2 separate regions of the Homo sapiens genome follow, and region 1 is linked to region 2. Evidence: chromatin loops called from intact Hi-C (ENCODE). Cell type or tissue: heart right ventricle. All regions are shown on one strand. Each heading gives the region's core, and the rest is flanking DNA. Links, peaks and the distances in the headings are about the cores only. Region 1 has its middle 12 kb from the start of LINC02642. Region 2 has its middle 21 kb from the start of SFMBT2.

The links. Hi-C counts contacts between places; a loop is a spot of excess contacts. Peaks named below come from ENCODE experiments on the same cell type or tissue, not always from the same donor. Only the 100,000 strongest peaks of a DNase experiment are listed, where the experiment ranks them.
Region 1: a loop joins it to region 2, with 2.3 times the contacts of the local background. A loop is called at or near these places in 4 of 110 quality-filtered maps.

What each region holds. Positions count from the first base shown.
Region 1 is chr10:7,477,660-7,492,173 of GRCh38, forward strand. It overlaps the pseudogene RNU6-535P. Among named protein-coding and RNA genes, the nearest start is that of LINC02642, 12 kb to the left of the region's middle. RefSeq lists an enhancer at 3,198-3,437 and a silencer at 10,908-11,202. In heart right ventricle, for the core only: no CTCF peak of the experiment used is centred there; a DNase peak (open chromatin) is centred at 11,013; H3K4me3 peaks cover 675 bases; H3K27ac peaks cover 2,016 bases.
Region 2 is chr10:7,425,061-7,439,930 of GRCh38, forward strand. No RefSeq gene overlaps it. Among named protein-coding and RNA genes, the nearest start is that of SFMBT2, 21 kb to the left of the region's middle. In heart right ventricle, for the core only: no CTCF peak of the experiment used is centred there; no DNase peak of the experiment used is centred there; H3K27me3 peaks cover 3,097 bases.

The sequences.
Region 1 (14,514 bases), core at 6,515-14,514, 52 kb after region 2:
TTATAAGAGAGGCCCCAAAGAGATTCCCCACCCTTTTCACCGTGTGAGGAAACGGTGAGAAGGTGGGTGCCTGTTAACGAGGAAGTGGGCCCTCACTAGACACTGAGTTTGCTGGCAACTTGGTCTTGGACTTCCCAGCCTCCAGAACTGTCAGAGATAAATTTCTGCTGTTTATAAGCTTTCAGTTTATGGTATTTTGTTATAGCAGCCAGAACTTACTGAGACAGGCCTGTAAGGCTGAGTCCCTTAGACCATGATGAAGGCCTGTGTGCTGTACAGTTGAACAGCGTCCGGGCAGACACGGCTAAAATCCAAAGAATGTGCTCCATGCAAAGGGAATTCATGAGGGAGTGGAGACAGCATGAGTAGGCCAAGTGAGATTATCTAAAAAGAGAAGCAGAAAATGAGAGTAGACCTGTTGAGAGAGGCAGGGACAAGATGCCACAGGTGTTCATGGATGAGACAGTGGGCAGCCCTAACACCTGCTCCACGCCCCACGTGCACTGGCTGAACTTCTCATCCTCATGAGTTTGCTTGTTTTGACTTTTGAGTAATTTGCGTTTTTACTTACTTTACTCATTCAAGTCGATTTCACCTGAAGAGCACTGACTAAGAAAATCATAGTTACTTTAATAGCTGCCTAGTTTTCTAGTGTATAAATATACCATAATTCATGTAATCAAGTCCTTTTTGGTTAGATATTAAGATGTTTCTATGTCTTAACTATTCTATTTAATAAAGAACACTATAATAACTATCATTCCAACTAAACGTTTGCAAATATTTCCTTAAGGTCAAATATGCAATCAAATGGGATTGCATCAGATGAGAAACTATGGGTCAAGAAAATTAATATCATTTGTGCATTTCATTCCCGGTAGCGAGATGTCTGAACATTTCTGTTTTCTGCATCCTCGCCAATATTAGGTTGACTACTGAAAAAAGAAACAATTCTGCCAATTAAAGTAGTTAAAAATGTTGTCTCCTCATATTAATTTAGATTTCTTTGATGCCTGGAATTGCACATACTTTCCTCTATTTATTGCTCAGTTCATTTTCTTCCAATACGAAATGTTTATTCATGTCTTTTACTCATTTTCTTCTATTTAGATGCTCATTTATATCTTTTTGATTTGTGAGTGCTCTCTCTCTCTCTCTGTGTCTGTCTGTCTCTCTCTCTCTCTCTGTCTCTTTGGTTTTGCTTTTGGCTTTCGGTTTGTTTTTTCTCAAAGACAATGTCTCACTATGTTGTCCAAGCCAGATTCAAGCTCCTGGGCTCAAGCAATCCTTCCATCTCAGCCTCCTGAGTAGCTGGGACTGCAGGTGTGTGCCCCTACCACCTGACAGGATATTAAACTTGATTCCTACACACTTGAAATTTATCTTCTCCTATCTAGTTATGTGCCTCTGAATTTTATATATGAAATATTTGATAGACATTAAAAATATATTTGTATAGTCATGTGTTGAGATATTTTCTGTTGTACTTTAGTCCTTTGATGTCATAACTAGAAAGTAGTTCATCTGCCTAAGATTATATAATCATATACTTTCATTTTTAAGAAGACACATTAAAAAGGAAATGAAATACCATAGCACTTAGAAATCAAATACTTAAAAGACATAAAATAGAGACAGAAAGCAACACATACTAAAATAAAGACAAATCCATCACCAAGCCACCTTTAAATTTCAGCGATACTGAAAGTTACCAATTATGAAACCATTCTCCCTATAGAAAAAATAAAGCAGATGTTTTATCTCAGAATAAAATTCGTTTTAAAACTATTTCCATCCTGCCTTAGACTTGCCTATATTATTTAAGTCATTAAAAAGTACCAAGGGCCAGGCGCAGTGGCTCACACCTGTAATCCCAACACTTTGGGAGGCCGAGTTGGGTGGATTACCTGAGGTCAGGAGTTCGAGACCAGCCTGGCCCACATAACAAAACCCCCTCTCTTGACTATTTTTAGTAAAATACAAAAATTAGCCGGGCATAGGGGCTCATACCTGTAATCCCAGCTACTCAGGAGACCTAGGCATGAGATTTGCTTAAACCCAGGAGGTAGAGGTTGCAGTGAGCCAAGATCACGCCACTGCACTCCAGCCTGGGTGACAGAGTGAGACTCTGTCTAAAAAACAAAAACAAAACAAAACAAAAAAACAACGATAAAGAAAAAGAAAGAAAACAAAAAAAAGTACGACGAAAAAAAATAAGACAGGAGATATTAATTCACGTAGCCAAGACTCAACTGTTTCTCTTTTTCCTGTGGATAAAACTGCAGAGAGGCAGTGATGAGAGAAAATCTACTCTAGCTCTCCAAATTTATACGACCCCATTTGTTGGTGTGGCGAAGCAAGAAGAGGGGTTATTTGGATGTGACGTGTTGTCATCTGGCGAATTGTGGGGTTCCTATTCAGAAACATCCCTGGAGAGTCTGAATTGTGGGCTATGGACGCTGCATAGAGCCTCGAATTCACATGATTAGTCTTATTATCATTTTTTTTGTCTTGTGGCTAGAGAGAGGAGCAAAATTATGCCCCGTGGGTTGCAAGAGTTGTTCAGTCATGAGATGTAGCAGGGACCCGGGATGGGAAAGGGTGGGGATGGGAGTAAAAGGCGAGAGAGAAACCAGGGGAAATCAAGGGCATGTTGCAAACCAGCTGATGTGGGGTGTTCTGTAACTGAAGGTGGTACTGTTACCCCATTCTACAGATGAGGAAACAAAAGCTCAGAGAGGTCTAGTAACTTCCCATGGTCACACAGCCAGTGAGGGAAGAAGTTGGGATTTGGAAAACATGATGTTGGAAATAACAAGAATAAGTGAAGACACTGAGAAGGATCAAAATCCAACATGAACTAGGTGGTGAGGACCAGCTTTGTAATTGAGGGGGGGCTCTTGTGGCTGATCCTGATGGGCAGTGTTCAGACGGCCAAAGTTTAGATTTTAGCTCTGAATTCTATCTATTCAAGCATACAATGCATGTCTTAGTAAGAATGGCTTCAACTGGTATGCTAACTTTTTAGGTCCTTTCATTTTATTCTGACAACAATCCTTGCGGGTAACCCAGTACCTATTTTAACACTTTGCTTCAGAGTTAGAAGTTTTTATGAATTGATTTTATGGAAGAATTTTTGTAAGTATGTTTAAATGTTATGCCCTGGTTATCAAACAAGACCCAAGCCTAGTCAGGCCTCTTAAGCATGGAGAGAGATGAGCCTTCTCAGCGATCTGCGCCTTTAAGGAGGGCTCCGCTCTCCTGTCTGCATCCCGGTGCTGCATATAAATGGCCTCTGTGGCTTCAGCCTGCTTATTTCCATTCAAAGTGTACACTCTGCTTTTTCCCCAAAGTAAAAGCATTTCCAGGAGCGCCAAGCACATCTCTTTTTTGTAGACTTCCTCTTGGCAGAGTGAATACTGCTGATTTATAAATTACATGGAGGTGTGCAAAGGAGATCAAGGTTCAGTGGATGTGAGCCCACATATGGCACCTCCCACAGGCCCAGACGCTGCCCTTAATTCTCAGCTCATCGCTTCTGCCAACCTTGTCAGTTCTGGCCACTCAAGCGGCACTCTGATCAAAGCAAAAGTAGTTGTCTTCCTCTTAGAAAAGAGGAAATAGGGTTCTTCCTTTTGCAAGTTAACATACTCAAAGCATCATTTCCCTTGTTGAATTTTTCCTAATCCTTATTTGAAATAGGCTCCTATGCCTTCATAGGGGGCCATTTTCATTGGCGAAGAAATTGTCCTCTGTTTTTTTGTTTGTTTGTTTGTTTGTTTGTTTTTACTATCAGATGCAGAACTCTATTTGAATGAAATCTTTATAGGAAAGAGGACATGCCTTCGATGACCACATTCCCCTCCCATAATCTGATGCTAGAATGCAGTGGAATGCACATTGCTTCTCATCACAAATAGCCACTGAAAAGGAGAAATTCTTGGCATTGTGGACTCACTACTTCCTGTGGATAATTACTAGAAATATACGCGTGTGCATGCATGTATGTTGTGTATGTGCCTGTCCAACATGCTGGGTCAAACTTTTGGATCTTTGAATCATACTGACTATGTGGAATACAAACATGATACCGCACCCTGTGGATCGTCACAGTCTCCCTGTTTCTCTCGGCAATGCTGGCTGGTTGTCTCACCAGTTAATGAATGAAAGAAGAGGGAAAGGGAAGGAAAGGGGATGAAGAGGAAGAAGAGGAGAGATGGCAGGAAGCTCTGACATACACAGCCCCACTCACTGGCTCACTTTCCAGCCTCTGCTGTTATTCCTTCCTTCTGGGCTCATACCCTGGGTCTCCAGCCAACTGGTGATGAGAGTCCAGGGACTTTACTGCCTTTTCACCTGTCTGGTGTCTCAAAACAGAGAACTGCAGCCCAAGACCATTTTACCTTTGCAGTAGAATGTGAGAATTAAAACTGATCTCGGCTGGACACGGTGGCTCACGCCTGTAATCCCAGCACTTTGGGAGGCTGAGGCGGGTGGATCACCTGAGGTCAGGAGATAGAGACCATCCTGGCTAACATGGTGAAACCCCATTTCTACTAAAAATACAAAAAATTAGCCGGACATGGTGGCGTGTACCTGTAATCCCAGCTACTCAGGAGGTTGAAGCAGGAGAATTCCTTGAACCTGGGAAGTGGAGGTTGTAGTGAGCCGAGATCACGCCATTGACTCCAGCTTGGACAACAAGAGCAAAACTCCATCTCAAAAAAAAAAAAAAAATACTGATCTCAATTCAGGCAGGCTCTGTGGCTCACACCTGTAATCCCAGCACTTTAGGAGGCTGAGGAGGGAGGATCACTTGAGGCTAGAAGTTTGAGACCAGCCTAGGCAACAGAGCAAGACCCCATATCTACAATCAATAAAATAGAAGTTATCTCAATGCAATAGACGTGAGGAACAGCATGGTGGGACAGATCAAGTGATTTTTTTTCCATGGCCATCAGGACCAGGACAAAAAGCCTGTTCTTTGGACTTCCTCAGTCCTGTGTGACACCAGACTCAGGCTGCTTCTTCTCACCCCCTCTTAGCTCACCCTGGCCTCAGCAGCTTCATCCTGGCCTTGGGGACACCTGTCACACAGGGTGGGGACAAACACCACCATATTTACAGACACACCACAGCAGTGGTTTCCAACCACGGGTGATTTTGCCTCCTTGGGAGATTGTTCGCAATGTCTGGAAGTAATTTGGGTTGTCACAGCTCGGGGGAAGGGGTGTGCCACTGGCATCTAGTGGGTAGCAGAAAAGCCCCCTGCAACAGAGAATCATCCAGCCCCAAGCGCCAATAGTGCCGAGGTGGAGAAACCCTGAACTTCCCAACATCTCAAGGTTGTTTCGCCAAATCCAGAGTCAGATCTTCCCCGGGGTTGGTTTTGGAAGGTGCTTTTGCATATCTGTGGATGGTGAGAAGTTCTGAGACTGTGGGGACTGCTGGGCAGGGTGGAGGGAGAGTTAAAATATCTGGGCTGGAGAGTCCTGGCTCCAATCTTAGCCATCTGTGAGCTCAAGAAGCCACTTTCTGTCTCAGGCCTCAGATTGCACTGGAAGATATCTCTGCCCCAGTGTGGTCGGGGTTGTGGAGACTTGAAGCCGGTCCGGTGCAGCCCACAGAAAATGCTTTGGAAATGTCTGAGCACCTTAGGTGGGCTCGGCCGAGGCTGACATTTCGAGTACATGACAGTTATTGGCTTTCACACCACCTGGTCAGAGCCCAGCCCCTGTGTACAAGGACACCCTGACCAGCCTTCATCGGCCCGTTACCCACTCACTGCTCAACTCCACTCTGAACAGGTGGGGTGAGGTCTCAACACTCCCCTGCATATAGCCTGCTGCGTTCCCATATTCTCTACTAGCAACTATTTGTTTTACCTCCACGCTCTTTCCTCAACCCCCAATCTCTGTCTTCGTAACCATCAGGAACAATGTCTACGGTTCATCCACATCCCAGACCAGACACTCCATGATGGCAGAGCCATGGGCCCTGGACTAGTCTCCTCCTAGTGTGGCAGCAAATCCTCACAACCATGATGAAACCTTTCTAGTGACCACTCTGAAAAGGATGGCTCTCCTGCCCCATGTCATCCCCAGGCCCTGACCTGAGCCACTCCCCACGCATCTCATTCACGCCCTGTTGGTTCCCTGATACCCTCTGACTCAAATAACTCTTCTTGGAGGATCCTTGAAGTTTTTTGAGAATTGCTGTTCAGAATAAGTTATCTCTACTAGAAATGTCTTGAGGTCCGTGAATAGGCGTCTAGGATGCATTACGCATAGGAGATGCCCAACAAATATTTGCCACCTCGACTTGGTAAACAACAGGCCCAACAGATGTCATGGCATCGTATTTCTCTGTGTTGTAATTGGCGTATGTCTCAGGGGTGCAGTCGCTTTTTAGTTTCCGTCATTACTGCTACACGGATCTGTTTCTCACTTTTTCTTATCACTGTTAGTTCCTTGCCATTTCACCAGAGAGTTATAGCAGAGAGGAAAAAAGAAAACAAAACTCAGAGAAAAAAAGGATGAGATGGAATCCAACCAAAACCTCAGTGCCACTGCTGACCCCAAATCTGAATTTAAAAAAATAAAATAAAATAAATAAAAAATTAAAAAAAAATTCTCTGGTCCAAAACTTTTAGTTATTTTTTTTCCATCCCTCAGAAACACTAACTTAGAAATTAAGTGGTAAGTGATTTGGCTTTTCTTTTATATATTTTAAAATATATAAACATGGACACATTCTTTGGGAGCTTTAAGTCTTTTAACTCAAAGGAGAATTAATTTCAGTAAACTGCCGTCAACGTGGTGGTTGTGAACGACAGTCTGTTTATGTGCAAAGCCGTACTTTTCCATTGAGTCTATTCTTTGAACTGATAAATCTCACCTGAGCAGAAACCACGGCCACAAAATGTCACAAGCAGAGAGCACAATGCTGCAAGCACTTAGCAGCTCAAAGTTTTTACACCTCGGCTCTACAGTAGCAGCAAGATTTTCACTAATTGTGTGGGGCCCCAGGATGTGTTTTGGTTTTGCAAGGTTTTTTGCAGACTCTGCCTTCCTGTTCCTCTGTCTCGGTGTGCTCTCACACACACACAATGCAGAGGACAAGCGCACGTCTTTACAATTCAAAACCAGAAAAGACCAGAACATTTTTAATTAGTCTGAAAATAAATTTAAAAAAATAGCAGCTCTGAAAGATGTGTTCCTCTATCTCTTTCCTCTGGAAGGCTGCAATTTAATATGTTTATGGGGAGAAGTGGTCCCTACAATCCCAAGAAAAGTAAGGGGGAGTTGGGGGAGTCTCAACCCAATTATTTGGCAGTCAACTTTGCCCCTCCAATAAATGAAACTGCAAAGCTGTCTTTTACAGGATACCCAGGCACTGACAGCAAACTGCAGGACCACAGTTTCACATCCATTCCCTGGGGGCATGATTTAAACCCAGAAACCTGTCATCAGGAGGGAAGTGGAGAGCGGCTCCAGGACTGGCTGAGAAGTGATGGTGAAGGGTTTTTGTCTCCCTTTCAACCCCGTAAACCTAAGTGAACCCGATCTCTGATTGATTATTAAACACTTCGCATTCAATGGCTGAAGGACAGTCTACTCGTTAAATCAGTGATTCTTAGCAGAGCTATTTCTGCTAGATGATATTGTTGGGTGCTGGGAAGGAGGTGCCGATAATGAGAAGGAAGTAGCCATCGCAAGTTGGCAAAACTCCCGAGGAAGTTTAAAAAAAAAAAAATAACTTCCGTCAGCATCATTGCCTGCAAAATGGATGCCATTCTTTTTGAGATTAAGGAATCCAGTGAACAAACACAAGTCAATCACATTTACTACGGAAAACAATTACTCAATTCAGCGAGAGGAAGAATAACATCTACCGGAGTTCTAGCCTTCCATTCTGAAGGGGCATGGAGAGGGGACGAGGTTTCTTCCTCATCTCAGATGGATCCTTTGCAGAATTCATGCTAATGAAGGTTAACCTGTTTCTCTTTATCTCTGTCATGAGTTATTAATGTCTGGTATCAGTTATTTGCAAATTTTAAACTATTTTGCACAGCAGCACCTAACACCATGGTATTTTGTCTAAACAGGGATTTCTTGGTCTTCACAGCACACTTGGTGTGCCTACGGAAGGCGTCATCGTGGTTATTTACAAGATGTGTTTTCTTTCCATTTTTACGGTTTTTATTTTTCCCCCACTTCACTCGGAATAACATCGTCTCCTGTCTATCTGGGGATAAAAGATGATTACCTTTTTGTTCAGAATCCACTAAACTAATACACTTCTTCTGTTTGTTGCTAAGCAACCAAGCTGGGTTACCCGGAAGCAGCAGACTCCGCTGTCAGTCACCGGCTCCTTTCTGATAATTGACCATCAGAGAGTTTGCCTGGTAGGGGGAAGAGCTCGTAGTCAAAAGACTTTAGAAATCTTTTTAAAAATTCAGCTATCCAAAGGTTTGCCAAAGCGTTCTATCCTAGACAAACAAATGATGGCAAACGCACCTAATAGGTTACTAATCGGTAATAAAAGGAACGGTACGCCACACACAGGAATTGGGATGAAACTCAGATGCATTGGAAAGAATCCCAACACAAAAGAGTCCATCCTAGGCATTCTAGCTCATGTCTGTGAAACTCTAGAAAAGGCACATCGAATCTAAAGAAACAGAAAGTGAGGAAGGGCTGCCCGGGGCTGGGAATGGGCATCCCTAGAGACAGGGTGAAAGGAACTTGCGATGGTGGAAATGCGCCATCATCTACACCTTTATTTTATTTTTATGGATTTAGCGGGTACAAATGCATTTTAGTTACTTGGATAGACTGCATAGTGGTGAAGTCTGTGCTTTTAGCGTAACCATCACCTGAACGGTATAAATTGTACCCAATAGGTTATTTCTCATCCCTCACGCCCCTCCCAACTTCCCACTTTTTGGAGTTTCCAATGTCTATTCTTCACTCTGTCTGTCCATGTGTACCTATTGTTTAGTGAGAACATGCAGTATCTGACTTTCCGTTGCTGAGTTACTAAAAATACGGAACGCATCATGAATTTGCAAGTCATCCTTGCACGGTAGTCATGCTAATCTTCCCTGTATCTCTGCAATTTTAGTATATGTGCTGCTGGAGGGAGCACCCCATCATTTATATATTAATTGTGGCTGAGATTGCACAGATACAAATCAAAATGTCATTTAAATGGATACCTTTTATTGTATGTAAATTAATTAAAAAATGAAAGCTATGAGTGTGCATCACGGTTTATTACATTTTGACTTAGTTGTGTTATTTTTAGGGTTAGGAAGTCCTTTCCTATTGAGAGTCATTGTTTTACAGGGAAAGGAAATTCATGTCACATAAGTAAAATGCAACTTCATTTTTAAAGGAAGAATTTCATTTTTTAAAGGACATTTACTTGAGAAGTATTATAATTGATATTTCTTCCTTGGTTCCTTTTTTCCTGTCATTTTAATTTTTATTAAAATTATACATGCAAATAATTTAGAGCATCCTACTTATTGGAAGCAACTACTTTCAATTCTTTTCAGCTATTTCTTTTGGAATTAGTTTTACATTTCTAGTAAAATGTTTATACTACTGCTTCTTGACTTTTCAGATTTTGCTGTCTTGGTTTCTAACTCTAGAAATTCAGTATATAATATTCTTTCTCACCTTCTTCTCTCACCACACACACAGACACACACACACACACACACACACACACACACACACACACTTCCTGGTTCCTTATCTTCCCAATGTAGTTATACCATAATTTTGTTTAGATTTGTTTACCTTCTTGTGACTGTGTAAATGCCATTTGTTGCTGATATGAGTAGTAAACTATGATTACTTTTCCTTCCCTGCACAGCTTTTTGTTTTCCCTGGAGTTAATAGGTGCCAGGTTTTGTTTTGTGCTATTTGTTTGCTCAAGGGTCACTGCACACCTACCATCCTGGATCTTCCTCCACTATCATCCTGTCGAGTTTATTCACCTCTCATGGGACTGACACAGCTGTGCACTGGATCACATGTCTTATGAAATTCCCTTTCAAGGGATAAATGACAGCTCTGCACAACTACAAACGAGGACACTAAGACCAATAAAAAGACACAGACTAGCATGAAATAAGAGGTTTATGGTCTGATTAAAGTCATGTCCTTGTTGCACAATGGAAAATTGCAAGAGCAAAGATATTCTTTATAGAGTGGACCCTAGCCACAGCATGAAGGTTTCATGTTGCATGAAAAGACTCTGGACTTATGCCTTTCATGCAACTGGAATGTCCCCTAATATGTTTACCAGTCTTTTTCCCTTCATTCCTGCACACTGTAACCAAAGGAGAAACACTCTCCTGATTACTGTAGACAGGGACATTCTGAGGGGCCCTGAGCAGACAGGACCTTAGGTGACCCTGGTGCCTTTGCGTAGAAGAACCTTTCTCATAAGATAGTTTAACATTATTTATAATAAGGAGTCACCGAAAACAACTAAAGTATCCGACAACAGAGGGCAATTTCCAAAGGTTGACTTTAAAAAAAAAAAAAAATATATATATATATATATACACACACACACACATATTTTGGCACTTCACAGACAATCTCTAAGTATCACAACAAACCTGCAAGATAGATATTTGCATGACCTTTTTACAAAAGAAGAAACTGAAGTACAAAATGGGAATGTGACTTTCCCAAAGCCATTTAGCAATGAAAGGATAGAAGTTTAATTCCAAAGCCAGTACTTGTTACCATGTATTATGCTGCGTGACAGGCAAGACATCCTTTCCAGACATCCTGTCCTAGGATTATGTTTTGGTCTCTTGAGCAACACTTAACAGATATGTCTTCATTTTTAGTAACCTGTGAAGCAAGAAATTGGGAACTCCTAAAGGCTTCACTAGCCAGGACTAAGCACTTCAAGCAGGCAAAGGGGCAGATACTCAGAAAACCAGTGAAGGCCGGGGGGACACCAACAGCGTTTCCAGGGTTGTGAGTTAAAAAGGTAAACAATGCAAGTCAATTGGCAGATGGCCAACGGTCCTGTCTGACCTCACAGCACAAGATTTTCAGAACTGCATGCCCTTGACCGATAGAAACCCTGCAAAATACGTTCTAAGTATCACTATTTTGAAACTTGAGAGGACTGCAGAAAAATCCAGATGGCTTATATCCAAGAGAATTTTTGAGATACCACAGAAAATATAACAAGAGCTCAAATACAGAGATTTTTCCATTAAAAAGTACAATGTATAGCAACTTGTGAATCAAAAAAAAAAAAACAAAATACAAACAAACAAAAAAACCAGCTGTTACTTTGGCTGCCATTGCTATAATCTTGTTTCCTAACTGGGGCTCAGTGGAAGAGATTAATCTTCAAAGGCATACTTTGAAATCAATCTACACAGGAACGAAGACTAAAATCAGAGAAAACACGGAAGGGTTTGTAATTAGACTTCACTGTTTCTGAAGCAATTAGGCTGCAGGGAGCTATGCAAGCCATCCAAGCAACAGTTTGAAAGAGAATCCTCACTTTGTAAAAGATTAAAAGAAAAACAAGACACAATCAGTAAGTCTTTGTAAACTTACCTATATTAGCGGCAATAAGGCTGAAATTAGGGTTTTACAGCTTGATCATAATTCTCAAAACAATTCACACTAAAATATAAACTCCTAAATATGCATTAATATGCTATCCCTTCGTGGACATTTATGTTAAGGCAAAGACGGAACATTCTCATTGCAGAATTTCAGATAGGAGAGAGTAGAGTCTGAATCACCGAGCTAGAAAGGACCTGAGAAATCATCTGTTCCAATTTCCTCATTTTATAGACACCTTGGGCATAAAGGTGTAGGTAATTAGCAGGTGTTAGAACTCAAATTTCCTGACTCCCCTCGCCAGTGTGTCTCTTTCTATGGGAGGGGAGGTTTTGCCTCGTGGCAGAAGGGCCTATGGCATCACAGGAGCAAGATAGGGTAAACCCTAAAATCACCTGGGGTTTTGGGGGGATGGGGTAGAGTTGGGAGGGTTTGACAACCTCAGAGAGAAACTGCACACAGAAATTTTCTGAAGGATGTTCTCTTCCACCCAACCTTATAGGTGGTAAACAAGAAAGGCCATTTTGAAGCAACACATTGGCATTAAGGACTTTTAACTGTGGGCATTAGAAAACCCTTCTCTATGGTCTTGGGGCTCTTATACATTTTATATGTTAGAAAATAACTCAAAATTATTAGCACATAGATCATTTGAAGTGTTAATCATTTCTGCAATGTTTACTCTCTACATTGTAAGTTTAAAAAAATACATGTCCATATTTTTTTGGTAAAGGCTCAATTTAATATACAGACCTGTTAACAAAAATGCTGAGCTAAATCTACACAGCCTCATAATTGCTTGTCTTTCCCTTTTTTTTTTCTTTTATATCCTTTTTTCTTACTTAGGTATGTACTATTACTGCTTGCAAAAACAAGGATCTACCATATGATTATTTCTAATTATTCTTGTGGGGGATTCAAAATTTTGAAAAAAAAAAGCAGTGAAAATTATGCATTCACTTGCAGAAATATGTAATTTTGGGGAAGTTATAGGGAAAAGTGTCAGCAACACTATCTTGCCTGAAGCTTGAATAGTTTAAAGCAGAGAAATGTTGTCATGGTAGTAATCCAACTAAAATTAGATTTCTACTTCTAACAACAAGATTGGATCCCAGGGAGAGGCTGAGAGACCTTAGTTCATAAACTCCACTTGGTGTACCATATGAAATAGCTTTACATACACCTCTGCTTTTGGTGAAGTTGGCATCCCTGACCTCTGACCCAGGCATGTTCACCATGAGCCAGGCATATGGAGAGAGTAGAGAGAACAAAGACTGCTCAGTCTGGGCATGGTGGCTCACACCTGTAATCCCAGCACTTTGGGAGGCTGAGGCAGGCAGATCACTTGAGGTCAGGAGTTCAAGACCAACCTGGTCAATATGGTGAAACTCCATCTCTACTAAAATACAAAAATTAGCTAGGCGTGGTGGCATGCACCTGTAATCCCAGCTACGTGGGAGGCTGAGGCAGGAGAATCGCTTGAACCTGGGAGGTGGAGATTGCAGTGAGCTGAGATCGTACCAGTGCACTCCAGCCTGGGCAGCAGAGCGAGACTCTGTCTCAAGAGAAAAAAAAGGCCCTGATCAGCAACGTCTCCACCACACATCCCAGCACTTAGCCAGCCCTCTGCATCAGGAAAGAGGGAGCAGCAGGGGAAACCCCAAGGGAAATAAAGACTAACTTTATCTATTTGCACATTTGTGTTGGGCTCTGGTTGCTGCTGAGAGACAGAGATACCAAAACCTGTACGAAAATATTAACAACAGGTTGGAAAGTTGAAATGCTTAGTCAGGCCCACTTCAGTTCCATTTTCCCCTGCTCCTAAGGAGGAGAAAGAGCAGAGTGAGAGAAAAAGAGCAAGAAGGAGGATGTGTAAGAGTTCCTGACATCCGCCTTCATAAGTGGCCACTATGTGCCAAGAAAAAAGATGAATAAGACACAGCCTATTTAGAGTAATATCACGTCTGGGGAGCTGGATTCTCTCACAATATGTCGACCGTATCCCTGAGAACAAGGGACGCAGAAGTGTCTTGCGTAGTGCTCAGGACACAGTGTGCACTCCGGAAGGGTTTGTTCAATCTCCACCCACATCTGAACGTCTAGGACCTGCTTTGTTGAGGGAATGTGACTTTCATGGGAGAGGCGTGATGGTTAATTTCATGTGTCAACTTGCCTGGGCTGTGGGGTGCCCAGGTTAAGCACTGTTTCTGGGTGTGTCTGTAAGAATATTTCCAGATGAGATTAGCCTTTGAATGGGGGAACTGAGTAAAGCAGATGGCCCTCCCCAGTGTTGTGGGCCCCATTCAATCTGTGGAGGGCCTGAATAGAACAAAAAGGCAGAGGAAGGAGGAATTTACCTCCTTTTTTCTGCCTCATTGCTTGAGCTGGGATACCTCATCTTCTCTTCTGCTTATTTTAGACTGGAATTTACACCACTGGCTCCCCTGCTTCTCAGGCCTTCAGACTTGGAATGAATTACACCATGGGCTTTCTTGAGTCTCCAAGATGCAGATGGCAGATTACAAGCCTTCTCAGCCTCCATGATCACATGGACAATATTGGATATTCCTTATAATCAATCAATCTACCTATTTCTATGTATCTGTCTCTCTGTCTATCTAATCTTTCTCTCTTTGTCTCTCTCTCTCTCTCTCTATCTAGCCAATTAGAAAGCTATTGTAAGTTATTTCTTCCATGAGTGGGGTGGGATTGGAAGTTAGAGGGCACAACAAGAGGCCTAGACTCTAAAGACAGAAGGACAAGGAAGAAAAGAAAAAAAGAAAAAAAAAAAACCTTGCAGTAGAGACTGTCATTTATTACCTAATACCCATCCACTCCCCCCTCCTTAAAGACCAAACTTCTTTTTACCTGGGTGCTAAACATTACATTTCCTGGTCTC
Region 2 (14,870 bases), core at 6,871-14,870:
TCATATAATCTGCATTTGTACACAAAGCAGGAACATATTCAAGTGCAACACGCCTTCAGAACACTTGAGTGAGAGGCGAGGGTGTGCATTGTGGTTTAGGAAGGCTCTTGTACATAAGCATGGGAGAAACGGAGAGATGTCTTGCAGTGAAACACTTTGCCTTATGAAAAAACAACCTCATTTGTTTGATCCTTGCCATGGTTCCAAAAAGGATTTGAGGCCAGAGTTGCAAATTGTCTTCCTTTTTCCCTTGACTTTCTATGCTTCCAAAAAAAGAAAAAAAAAGTGTTTTGAAGGACTTTTTGCTCTCAAATTTTTTAAAAATAGATTTCCAAGTAGATTGCAGGCATGATCCAAGCCTTGCCTCATTAGTTACCTTAATAGTCCTCTGATTATAATCCCACATTTATAAACCCGCACTTGTAGAGAGTGGATCCTTTAAAAACCCAGTGAATTCCATTAGGACTGACACATGCAGGAACCTCCAGGAGTTAAGGGTCACTGCTGGATGTCAGCTCAAACCTTCCCAGTAACTCTGCTCTATTGGAAGACCAGAGCTCAGCAGCAGGAGACACTCAACTTTCACTTGTTGCCCCGTTCAGTAAAAGCAAGATCCTAAATGAAAAACTGACCAACGTAAATAGCAAGAAACCAGCTTCCCATCCAACTCAGATGTAAGTAGCTTGATCTACATCTCAAGATGGTTGAAATGTAAGCCATGTTCCTACTCTTATTTTATAGGTCATTGTAAGTAGAGAGAAACAGGAGCATTGACTACACTAAAGATGACTACTACATAGATTAGTAAAATGTGATCATGTAAATTCTGCTAGTTAATGTCTAGTCTTTAGTAATTCTCCATGATCGCGTACAGTAATTCTACACAATTGGGTTTACATGGTGTCATGCAGGTAATGCTGAACCACAATTTAGGTTTGCATTCGCTTCCTGTTCAGCCTTTCATCGGCTCTATAAGCTTGAATGAAGGATTGAACCTCTTGCACTCCAAATTTCTTTGTATTAAAAAAGAGACAGAAAAAAACTAAAGTTGCCATTAGGCCTTATAAATCTAATAATTTCTATTTCACTCTCCTACTTAGATGCTAAGTGTCATCCAGGCTCAGAGATCTACAGAGCTATTCTGATCCCCTTCCAATTCTACCTACCCCCTTGCCATTAAGGAAAACATTAACTATGACATCAACATTAGCAGCGCATGAGTCCATTCTCAGAAATAACTCAAAGCTTCAAGAGTGGAGTAAGGGATTTCCTTCCAGAAAGCAGAGACACAAAAATGAAATTCAACCGGGAGCATCAACCATAGTTTATCTCCAAGACCCAATCTCATCCCTTCCACCATGTTCCTACCTGGCAATCTATAGATGATGCTGGAGGTAAACAACCCTCATCCCTTCCAGCCACGGGAGACAAGAGATATTATCCCTTTAGTTCCTACATATAAACCACAATGCACCTCTGTTCCATGGAGGGACACCTGGGGAGAAATGACTCATTTCTTTAGTCATTCTATGCCTTTTTTAAATTTCAACTTTGTAAGCATATCCGTTGCCCAGATATTGAACTTCTGTAAGTATTGTCTAAGAAAATAACAAGACAATTACATAAATATGCACGAATAAGGGTTTTCATCACAGAACTGTTGAAAATACTCACCTAGACAGGGTTGATTAAATCAACTAAAGTACCTGCACACAATAGGACATAATATGGGCATCATTACGAATGATGTTGTAGATATGTATTTTTTTGACCTGAAAAGCATTTTTAAAACATTTTGTATACCATGATCTTGTCTTTGTAAAAAAATGCATTTATATATGCCTGGAATCACAGATGTGAAAACGCTAAGTACGTGGTAGTAGTATAAGTAATATTACTTTCTACTTTATAATTTTCATACCATGTGTCACATAACAAACATACCTCTGTTAATTAAAAAAATATTTATTTTTAGTAGACAATACCTGCATATGGTACAAAATTGGAAGCATACAAAAGAGTAAACAATAATAATTAAGGCTCCCTTTTCCTGTAGTGCCTTCCAGAAGGTAATCACTGTTACTTCTGTCTTCCCTAATCTTCCTGAGATAGTTTATGCTTATCCGTATATTGCTTTTATAATCAGAAAAACAATAATAGTAGTTCCATTTTGAAAAAATAATTTCTGCAAGATTAAAATTAAGTCTTTAGGTGTTAAATAAAATGGAAGGACTGAAACAATAATACGACGACTTGGATTTTCTTTTTTGTTTTGCGATAGAGCAGTGGGCAGGAAATACCAAATGTGTTACTTAACTCCTTAGTAGGTAATAGCCCTTCTTTATTATTATTATATTACATATATTTAAGTACATGTTTTTCTTCCCCATAAGACTACAATTTTCTTTTTAAGAGACAGGGTCTCACTCTGTTGCCTAGGCTGGTCTTAAATTCCTGGGTTCAAGCAACCCTCCTGCCTCAGCTGCCCTAGTAGCTGGAATTACATGGCCTGAACTGTACTTTTTTTTTTTTTTTTTTTGTGAGACAGGGTCTCACTCTGTTGCCCAGGCTGGAGTGCAGTGGTGCCATCTTGCTCACTGCAACCTCCACCTCCCGGGTTCAAGCGATTCTCCTGCCTGGCTTCTAGCTTCTCGAGTAGCTCACAGGCGTGAGCCACCACCCCCTGCTAATTTTTTGTATTTTTAGCAGAGACGGGGTTTCATCATGTTGGCCAGGTTGGTCTCAAACTCCTGACCTCAGGTGATCTGCCTGCCTTGGCCTCCCAAAGTGCTGCTGGGATTACAGGCATGAGCCACGGCGCCTAGCAGACTGCACTTTTTTTTTTTTTTTTTTTTTTTTTTTTTTTTTTTTTTTTTTTTTTTGAGTCACAGTCTGGCTTTGTTGCCCAGGCTAGAGGGCAGTGATGTGATCTCTGCTCACTGCAACCTCCACCTCCTGGGTTTGAGCAATCCTCCTGCCTCAACCTCCCCAGTAGCTGGGATTACAGGCATGCACTACCACACCCAGCTAATTTTTGTACTTTTAGTGGAGACAGGGTTTCACCATGTTGGCTAGGCTGGTCTCGAACTCTTGACCTCAACTGATCCACCTGCCTGGGCCTCCCAAAGTGCTAGAATTACAGGTGTGAGCCACCGCACCCGGCCAGACTGCACATTTTTTGAGGTGCAACACAATTTTATGTCCTCCATACTGCCTACATATAATACAATAGTTATAAGATTTTAATTTCTAATATTTACAATTTATCAAGATTTAAGTAACTGTTAAATAATAATTTGTACACAGCAAGCAGGAAATATATACTTGCTGCATGGAAAAGTAAGTGATATGGTCTGAAACAAGATTTAATAGTTGGATCTTGAATCGCAACGTTAGCCGATGCCTGTATCGCACTCACTGTGCGCTAAGTATACTTCTCAGTACTTGACGGGAATTAACCCACTTAATCTTCTTAACAGTCCTGTGAAAAATGTTCCTATTTCACAGATAAGGAAACCAAGGCACAGAGAGAATAAGCATTAGGTTGGTGCAAAAGTAGTTGCAGTTTTTGCCTTTTTTTTTTTCTTTTTTGCAAAAACTGCAATTCCTTTTGCACCACCCTAGTAATTTGCCCAAGATCATCCCATGGGGGAGAGAACTAAGCTGGGTCCCAGGTCCAGGCAGCCTAGCCCTATGTTAGTAACCCAGTACCTTTCAACTAGGCATCTGAAAGTGTTTTATGGCGTATAGATAAAAATAGACCCACTGCTTTAATAAGGCACATGGCTATCGTTGTGCCTAAGAGAATGGTCTTGCATCACCAGTGGAACTGAGAGCTCTGAATCTCAGCCCTGCTATGGCCACACTCTTTCACCTGAAAACTTTCAAAAGCTGCCTCACTGGCAGGCGACAACTACAGTCCAAGTGACAGAAAGGAAACACAGTGAATATTTTTCATTTCATGACTGTTAATCAAGTACTCAAAGAACATGGAAAGGTATCACAGGGAATGTGGCTGGAGCGTGAGGCAATTGGATAAATGCCTTGGTCTGTGGCCTGCAACTTGGGTGAGTTGAATGTATTATTTTCCAAGCTTGTGGCTTTCATGAAAAATGGACTGTGTCCAGCATCTGATAGAGATGCCAAACACACACTATAAACAATTAAAAGCAAAACCTAAGGCGGGCCTTTGCAGGGTGATAAGAGAAGGCAAGATGAGAAGTAGTGAGCTAAACTCCATGAACAATTCAAACAACATGATGACAAAAACAAGAATCCCTGTGTCATCTAAAGAAACATAGAGATGAAAGGAAACTTGTGAATTCCCATTATGACCCAAAATGTGGCCCTCAGACTGGCATCATTAGCATAACTTTGGAGCTGGGTGGAAATGCAGACTCTTGCACCCCACCCCAGAGACCCCCTGAATTCAAGCCCACATTTTAGCGAGATCCCCAGATGGTTCAAATGCACCTGAAAGTTTGAGAAACACTGATCTATTTTAATCTCCTTGCTTTAACGATGATGAAAACACTGAGTGCAGTAAAGGAGCTAAGCTCACATGGCAAATTCTGTTGTTTTTTTTTTTTTTTTTTTTGAGACGGAGTCTTGCTCTGTCATCCAGGCTGGAGTGCTGTGGTGCCATCTCGGCTCACTGCAACCTCTGCCTCTCAGGTACAAGCGATTGCCCCGCCTCAGCCTTCCGAGTAGGTGGGACTACAGGCGCAGGCCACCATGCCCTGCTAATTTTTGTATCGTTAGTAGAGATGGGGTTTTGCCATGTTGGTCAGGCTGGTCTCGAACTCCTGACCTCAGGTGATCCACCTGCCTCAGCCTCCCAAAGTGCTGGGATTACAGGCGTGAGCCACCACGGCCACATGGCGAATTCTTGATACAGACAAGACTAAAATCCAAATGGGAAACTAGGATGGGACAAATACAAAATTGTTTTACATGTTGTTTTACACTGATCGTTGTGTGTGTTAGTAATGTGCGTGGCTGTAAGTGGGGATTACAATGATACGGAAATGGGGAATAACTTCAGTTTCTGCATAACCAACTGAAGTCCATAATTAATTAATGTCCAGCCATGCTTATCCCCACAGACCCTCACTATTTCTTGGGAAAATGTATTCCCTTAGTAAGGGTAATTTTCCTAATATCAACTTTTTTCCTCCAATTCTCCAGTGCAACTGCAGGAAAAAAAAAATTTTTAGGCTGTCTTCTCCATGTTATGATAATTACTGCCGTATTGAAAATGTAATTCTCTTCTAAAAAGATGAATGTTAAATGGACCAGCTTCGCTCTACATTATGATTATCCATCATTTCAATTTCTCAATTGATGTTCCAAACAGTTGCAAATCAGCCAGGTATTTATTAGAAGAATTCTTTTTTTCCTTTTGGAAGCAGCAGCATGCATATTTCCATCCATGGGAGAGAAGGTAATTGGAGAGTTTTTAAACAGGGTTTGTCTCACTTCTAATGCCTTGGGAGGGGTTAATGATTAATTTATATTTAAAAGCAAATTGAGAAATGGACATAGCGGCCGAGCACGGTGGCTCACGCCTGTAATCCCAGCACTTTGGGAGGCCGAGGCGGGTGGATCACGAGGTCAGGAGATCGAGACCATCCTGCCTAACACGGTGAAACCCCGTCTCTACTAAAAACACAAAAAAATTAGCCGGGCGCGGTGGCCGGCGCCTGTAGTCCCAGCTACTCAGGAGGCTGAGGCAGGAGAATGGCGTGAACCCGGGAGGCGGAGCTTGCAGTGAGCCGAGATCGCGCCACTGCAGTCCAGCCTGGGCGACAGAGCGAGACTCCGTCTCAAAAAAAAAAAAAAAAGAAAAGAAAAGAAAAGAAAAATGGACATAGCTCCCTGTATGCTTAGAGAGCACAATTGTATACAATACTCAGCCTGAAAAATGTGATATTTGTTACCTTGTATCAAGGTTGAATTTTTAGTAATGGTGGTTGAGATCCAACTCTGGTAACCTGAATTCTTATCCGGATTGCATAAGAGAATCTTGTTGGATTTGCCCGTATCATGTAACAGTATGTATGGGTCTCTCTCTTTCAACGCATTCCTCTCTGTGCAGTGTTTTTTGAGCTCTTAGTGTGTACCCAGCACTGCCACTCACATTGCCGCCCCGACTACACATTCAGTGTTTATCTCTTGAAGTGGCCGTGAGTTTCAAGTTTCTAAAATCAGTGATCCTCATCCAGGATTTATTCAAAAGAATATTTTTTCTTGCTCGAGTGACTTATTATTTGAGAATTTCTAATTTCCTATAACTAGAAAATGATCAGCATTACTGGAAAAAAGTGGAAAGCCTGAGGCATTTCCTGGACCACACGGATCCACTCAAACACGAGCCTCCCAAGTGGGTCGCTGTGCAAGTCTACGTAAGAGGATCTGTTGACGCCATCTGGGGAAGGAGCCATAGAGCTGGAATTCGCACCCAGGAGCAGAGCTCTCGGGGTCCTCTTCAGAAAGAACCTTTTGGCTTCTGTTATTTCTCAACAACATGAAACATTATACTGCCCAATACTCGATGAAAGTGTGATGCTTTCTGCATAGAGTGGGTTGTATATTTATGAAACACCAAGTCATCTTGTGAGCAAGAGTGGTTCCCACACACTAAGTAAAGTGAAAAGATAGAACTTCTATCTATTACCAAAGAGGGACAGAGTGATGGAGAGAGGAATTCGACGTACCTTCCTCAATTGTCTGGCCATTCGAATCTGTAAGGAAGGATGGGAAAAGGTGTCTGAGTCAATAATTAAGTACCAATTATGGCACATAGAAGAGGCATTAGAGGCCCAAAGAAAACAGAAGCCATGAAAAGGTTTGGGGAGATGGCTAGAGGCTTTACATTTTATGCTTTAAATTTATTTTTATTTATTTTTTATAGAGACAGGGTCTTGTTCTGTCTCCCAGGCTAGTGTGCAGTGACACAATCATGGCTCACTGCAGCCTCAACCTCCCAGGCTCAAGGGATCCTCCCGCCTCAGCCTCCTAAGTAGCTGGGACCACGGGCATTCGCCCCCACACCTGGCTATTTTGTATTTTTTTGTTGTTGAGACAGTGTTTCACCATGTTGTCCAGGCTGGTCTTGAACTTCTGAGCTCAAGCGATCCGCATGCCTGGATCGCTCCCAAAGTGCTGGAATTACAGGTGTGAGCCACCGCACCTGGCTAGCCTCACGTTTTAGATTTCGATTTACTGATATTTTATTCACTCTTCTGGATCACATTTGATTTAGAGTTTTACAGTAGAAGTCCCCCAGGAGTCTTGCTGATGACATGGGACCCAAATCCCCGAAGGCTTCATCGAATTCCCTTTTAATCTTTCTTCCATCACTGTATTATAGCCTGTCTGGTGATATATGTCTTTCTGAAGATAATTATCTCCCTCTGGCATGTTTTTTGTATTCTTCAATAACTTCCACAGTGTTTGAAATCTTCAATCATTTCTCTTTTATCTCATACAGCATAACGCATAACATTTTCCCTCATGAAGAGTTCTTGCATAAGGAGATCGTAAAGTTCTTTGCATATGTTAATTATTTCTTTCACCAGGAAATTCTTCTCCCTATTTTGCATCCTTGGGAAACTGAGGCAAAAAGCTAACTGACATATCGAAGTCACATTAAAAAAAATGGGACCAGAGGTTGAAATATTATCCAGAAGATAAAGTCCTCAGTGCTCTCTTCAGAAAGAAATTGTATTCTAAATGCGAGCTAAATAATGATGATCAAGAAATTAAATCAAGGAGTTGAGAGACCTCTGTAGTTTCAGTTCGCTGATCTACAAATCTGAAGAACGACTTACTCTTAAGGAAGATGTGGCCCCTACGATTTATAGTGAAACTCATATTGCCAAGATTTATTACCATGCACACATCCTCACACAGCAGGATTTTTAGTATCCTACTACGAAGTGTTATTTGAAATCATTAAAACTAAACGGCACCTGTCAAAATCAATCAACCGATACATTTACTGATTCAGAATCTCTGGCTTTTCATCTTTTCCCTATATTCATTAATTCTTAATACTCTTTCCCATCATTAGCGTTTCATTTCCAAGTACTCCTGTCCTATAAAAATAGTGCATTAAAATGAAATTGGGTATTTAATGTCCGATTCTGTCTTTGATTCATCTGGGTTGAGCTTTTGTCCACACAGTGTCGCTTCCAGGGCTGTTCTATGGTTTTCCCTCCTATAAAATGTTTTTACAGCTTTATGCTGTAAAAGTCAATCCAGCTGACGTATCTTGTATGTAGGTCTGTTTGATTTAACATGCTTCTGTTTAACAATGGAGTTTCCTGACGCTGTCAAAATAAGTAAGGTATTAAATGCCTTTTTCGAAATGACTGTTTTTAAAAGAGAGATTAAGTAAACAAGCCATTCCTGCTGGTAAAATAATTGATTATGTTGCTGACTATTTAATATTATGTTTAGCCAGAACTCCCTAGGGACAGTTTATTACATTAGCATAAACAAAGAGAGAGCAGCCGTGCTCCACGAGGGAAGCACATGAGAAGCCGCTGCAGATATTTGCATTTGAAAAGAAGAGAACAAACGCCTTCCTTGTTGAAGTGACCAGCAGATCCCGTGAAAACGTGCACACAGATAGGCATGTTGCAGACGTATCCACGCCATATTAAAAAACAGACCTAAGTGTTTTATAAATAACTCCTACAGTTCTCTAACGAGGTATGCAATTAAGAAAACGGTTTGGTTAATAAAGTTTGAAATCCTGAAGGCAGGTAGGAATCTGGCTGTTTTTAATCTTCATTTTTCTTCGTAACAGTCCGGTTTTGTTTCCACATTCTGGTTACACTCGGGAAAATCTATTAACCTATTTTCAACAGACTCCTTTGGTAAGGTATCATAAAGAGAAATTGATTCACTCTCCAAGTCTCCCTTGCTGAGTTAGGCATAAAATATATTATTAAAAGATACTGGGCTAGCCAGGACATGAGATTATATCTGCATGCCGCTGTGTGAGCATGTGTTTTCTTTTCTTTTTTTTCCTTTTTTTTTTTTTTTTTTTTTTTGAGACTGAGTCTCACTCTGTTGCCCAGGCTGGAGCTCACTGCAACCTCCATCTCCCAGGGTTCAAGCGATTCTTCTACCTCAGCCTCCCGGGTAGCTGGGATTACAGGCACCCGCCACCACGCCCAAATAATTTTTGTATTTGTAGTAGAGATGGGGTTTTGCCATGTTGGCCAGGCTGATCTCGAACCCCTGACCCCAAGTGATCCGCCCGCCTCAGCCTCCTAAGGTGCTGGGATTACAGGCGTGAGCCACCGCACCCGACCTCTAACATACGTTTTCATTTTGGGATTAGAAAACATTTGCATCTCTTGCTATGTTGGACTTTGAAAGAAAGAAAGTAGGAAGCAAATGTGTTAAAAATCTACTACATTTTCCTTGTCTGTTTGTGAAAGCCAGGAGTTTTTACAAGCACTCTTTTATTGAATTCCCCCCCAAACCGTGGGAGGTAGTTATTATCGGCATTTTTACAGTTGAAGACACAAAGAGTGAGTGAGGTTTAGTAATTCACTTAAGGCCACACAGCTAGGAAAAGGCACCATCAGATGAGCTGGTGTCTTCAGGTTGGCAAAGCCCTCTTCTTTGTGAATGCAGACTGGCACTCTCCTACCCGCATGCTCCACTCCTGGGGAACCCAGGTAGGAAGGCTGGCACTGAGGAGTGGGTAAGAGAAAAGGCTAAGTAACAAACAGGATACCCAAAAAAGGCAGGAGCCAGCCTGACGAACAATCCTCCCCGAACCATACCAGTCCTATAACACTCTGTGCAGAACATCTAATATTTAGTGACTGTACTGATACCACCCTGGCACCTCCCATTCTTCAGAGAGAATGGCTGGTTGAATCAAAGGATCAAGGGAATTGGCTCAATGTGAGGGCCTCCATTGAACTTGAAAATGAAAATATGGGTTTTCGAGTTGGGGAAATAAGAATAATGGATAAAGGGATTAACATTGTTTCTTGTTAGATATTCAACTTCATAGATTTTTGATTTAAGGAAAATTGAAAGTCAGACCTATTTTTTTTTTTTTTTTTTTTTTTTGAGACAGGTTCTTGTTCTGTTGCCCAGGCTGGAATGCAGTGGCATGATCTCGGCTAATTGCAACCTCCATCTCCTGGGTTCAAGCCATTCTTGCACCTTAGCCTTCCAAGTAGTTGGGATTACAGGTGTGTGCCACCATGCCCGGGTAATTTTTCTATTTTTAGTAGAGACAGGGTTTTGCCACGTTGGCCAGGCTGGTCTTGAGCATCTGACCTCAGATGATCTGCCTGTCTCAGCCTCCCAAAGTGTTGAGATTACAGCCATGAGCCACTGCACCCAGCCCTCTTCCCTATTCTTTATTGTTGGTATATTTCAATCCATTATATATTTGCCAATAGAAGTGTTTTCTCCGTTAAACTGGAACTCATAATAGCCACCACTAATTGCAATCACATTCTCATCAGCTACTTCTGTTGGCACCTACCATGGCCCTAAGCCTAGAGGAAGAGTTGGAGGAGGAAACCTTCGGTTAGAATTACCATGGGAGGATTCAACTAGTATATGTTTTCTGTGCTCTGTGGGATATAATTTTAAAAGCATGAGTTTTGGAATCAGAAAGGCTTTTATTTATATGTTAATTAGCTAGCTAACTAATCCGAACACATGAATTCAAGATTTGCATTCTGGCTCCAAAACTAGCTATGTGGCCTTGGCAACTTTCTTTCTTTCTTTCTTTCTTTTTTTTTTTCATTTTTGCCTCTGAGTTTCACTTTCCCTGCTGAGCTGTAGAGGTGTCATCTTGGTCATTCTGGAGGCTGAGAACGGGCAAGCAGCAGTGGGCCTTGCAGGGCAGCTCCCACTGAGGAGACAGGGTGGACCAGATGGAGGGGGGTGGGGGAGGGCAGCAGGTGATATCAAGATGGAGTTTGAGATGAAAGAAGGATGAGTGGAGCAATCTGAGAAGAGTTCATTGTATAGCTGAGAAGACAAACACATATGTCAAATCCATGCAGTAAGACATGCTCCGAAAGATGAGCCTAAGAAGAGAAATAGCCTGGCGCGGTGGCTGAAGCCTGTAATCCTGGCACTTTGGGAGGCCGAGGCGGGCAGATCACGAGGTCAGTAGTTCAAGACCAGCCTGACCAACATGGTGAAACCCCCTCTCTACTAAAAATACAAAAATTGGCTGGACATGGTGGTGTGTGTCTGTAATCTCAGCTACTCAGGAGGCTGAGGCAGGAGAATCACTTGAACCCAGGAGGCGGAAGTTGCGGTGAGCCAAGATCACACTACTGCACTCAAACCTGGGCAACAAAGCGAGACTCCATCTCAAAAAAAAAAAAAAAAAGGGAGAGAAACAAGGGCAGAACAAGTTTTGCTATTGCTAGGACTAGTGCAGTAGCTTAAGGCGATGTTGGTAGGCAAGGCAGACTACAGAATTTGATAACGCAAAGGAATGTAGCCTGGATTTTTATAGTAGACTCTCCCAACTCTTTCTTCCACTTTTTCTTCCTCTTTTTTCCCCTTTCCACTTCCTATAAAATAGGATCAGTTGCTGACACAAGCTGCTAAAACTCCATCTGACCCAACTGCATTGCTTTCAAATGATGAGTCATTAAGTCACTGATATTTCTAGAGGGATGCTCTAAATCCAAATGCTGCCAGATGTCCCTTCCACTCAAAATGACTCGCTGTTCATTTGTGCACATTTTGAATTTTTGAGAGTGGTCTTATCTGTAAAGATTTATTCAAGGGTGGAAATCAAAGCTAGGTTAATTTTTGACACAGGAAGCCACCTTTTAAGGAAATGACTGTTTCAATCATTTTAAATCCCTGCCACATTTTCTGAAGCTCAGTTTCTATCATGAAAAAGCAGAATTAAGTGGCATGACTGAAGGTGACCCTGACAGTATTTTTTCTCTGACATGCAATCATTTATATCAATGTCATTGTATGTGCCTTCTGCTGTTAATGCCTCCCCTGCCTCCCCCAATATTATAAATCACCCAAGACCTCAGAGTACTTCCCTTGGAAGCTTGCACCAAGTCTCCTATTGCTTTAACCATTAATACATAGTTCCCACTTGGATGAGCCCCTTCCATTGCTCCAGACTATCTCTGGGACAGTCCTGCTCCACCATTGACTGGGAGGTGGCTCAGGAATGCCTGGACGTGGCCACCACAGACCAAAACTTGGGGTAGGACCAGCTATTTACAGCATAGACTTCAATGCCTTCCAAACCCAAGGTTCGGGTTCCTGCATGCACAGTACTGCGTTGAGAAGATCCAAGGCATTGGAGACGGGACAGATCTGCAGCGGACACATACTAGAAACTTACTTCTTAAAGAGTTTTCCCATTTGGAACATGGGGATAATAATCCCAACCATACAGTATTGTGAGAATTCACAAAGACACCACATGAAAGCTCTTGTCACATCATAGCCACCTAATAACTAGTGTGAACAGACACAATAGCTAATATTTATGAAGCACCTAATAAAGTCTGGGCACTGAAGTATGTGTTTTATGGACATTATCTTTTTTTGTTCCTCTCAACAACCTGAAAGACGGGGTATCATTATACTCATTTGACCGACCGGGAAAAGAAGCACAGAGAGGTGGCAGGACTTATTCAGGGTCCCATAGATGCTGAGTGGTAGATGAGAATTCAAATCCAACCCAGGTTTGTGTAAGACTCCTATGTTTTAGTTAACTAGATCAGGAATAAGCCCACAGGAACCATGAGATTATAAATGACTTAGAGCTTCATCGAGAAAGCTGCCATATGTTTATTATCAATAAAAACAAATATTTTTATCTATAAGTAAAGGGGCATTAACTCGAATTACCAAAGCCACTGGGCTTTTTTTTCCAGACCCTATTTTTCTGAACCTCATTAATTCCAATTTTAAATTATTATTATTATTTTTTTGAGACCGAGTCTTGCCCTGTCACCCCGGCTGGCATGCAGTGGTGTGATCTCTGCTCACTGCAAACTCTGCCTCCCAGGTTCAAGTGATTCTTCTGCCTCAGCCTCCTGAGTAGCTGGGATTATGGGCCTGCGCTTCCAAGCCCAGCTAATTAATTCCAATTTTAGCAAGCTACATTGAAGTATCAAAATAGCACCCGGATGAATGTAGCGGAATCAGCCCAGAGGAAGGTGGAGGTGGTTTGGGGAGAAGGTACTAATCCATGCAATAAAAGCCAGCACATCGTTTGGGGCTCTTATCTCTGTTCGGATCATGACATAACCATTGCCTGTCATCCAGAACACTATCACTTGCAGGCCGCGCCAAGATTCAATCTCCAACTCCACTTTTAATAGCTGTTGTCAGCTTGTTGCTAGAGAAATTATACTTAATTACGTGAGTAATGTGGTGGGTGTTTGTGTGTGCATTTTTTTTAAGAAGAAATGGCTTAAGCAAACTGCATGGGGCCTGGGATGGGTGCAGACTGAGAGGGAGACGTGGTATCGACTAGGAGAGGGAGAACTTCCTGTGAAAAATAGGAAGTTTAATGAGACGAAAATAGAATGAGTGTGATAAAAAGCGGCGCAAGGGAACGGATCAGGGACAGAGCGTCTCCCGTGTCTGTGTGTTTAAGGGTGTTAGGGATTGCCATCAATTGAGATCGTGTAATGCACTGTCTACTTGGACCTAATGTCCACTGTATGCAGTGCTGAGAGCTACAGCAATTGAAAGATAATAAGAGGAAAATGAGTAATGAATCCGTTTTATTGTATGCTGTAAATGGCCTCCATTGAAACAGTCTGTGTTTAGACTGGTAATAAAAATGAGTGATGAAGGCAGACGTTTAACATGGGAATTGGTTCAAGCAAGAAACATATTTTCTCGTTGTTTTTTTTTTAAGCCTCACAAATAATTTGGTTTATGAAGTAACTTCTTGCTTGGAAACTTTATGTAACTACTGCACAGTTTTTATAAGCCTTGGCAAGGGGTGTGTGTGTGTGTGTGTGTGTGTGTGTGTTTCTCATTTTGTGGCTTGAAACGTTGGCAAGGGCTATCACAGTAGCCAAGGAAGTTTGAATTTTATTTGTTAATTTGTCATATGTGGACCTTTGTCTCTCCACTGGGCAAACACAGGAGCCCCAGGAAGGACCATGTTCACAAAACATGGGGCGCTTCTTAGATATCGAGGATTCTGCCGATGGGGAGATCTATTCATCAAATACTCAAACTAGCCTTGTCTAAGCCCTGGAATTATTAACCCAACAGTGTATCAGCTCCTCTTCCTTTTCTTTATTTTTATTTCTTATTTTGAGACAGGATCTTGCTCTGTCACCTAGGCTGGAGTGTAGTGGTGCAATCTCATCTCACGGCAGCCTCAGCTTCCTGGGCTCAAGTGATTCTCCCTCCTCAGCCCCTCACCAAGCAGCTGGGACTACAGGTGCACGCCACCACACTCGGCTCATCTTTAAACTTTTTGTAGAACTGTTGCCCAGGTTGGTCTTGAACTCCTGGGCTGAAGTGATCCTCCTGCCTCAGACTCCCAAAGTGTTGGGGTTACAGGTGTGAGCCACCGCCCCCAGCCTTGCAGTTTCTCCTTCTCATTTGCCCTCCAACTAAAAGAAAAAATCTGACTGGGCACAGTGCCTCAAGTCTGTCATTCCAGAGCTTTGGGAGGCCAAGGCAGGAGTAGCACACTACTACAGCCGTAAGGAAACAAAACAAAATAGCGGTGACCCTCTTCTCTAACCTGGTCAGAAAATGAGACATTCTTAGTAATTACACATGGAGCACATTGATATACTTAGGTGTGGCATTCTGTGGGTTACTAATTTGCAGCAGTTAGAACGTGGAGTCCCTGG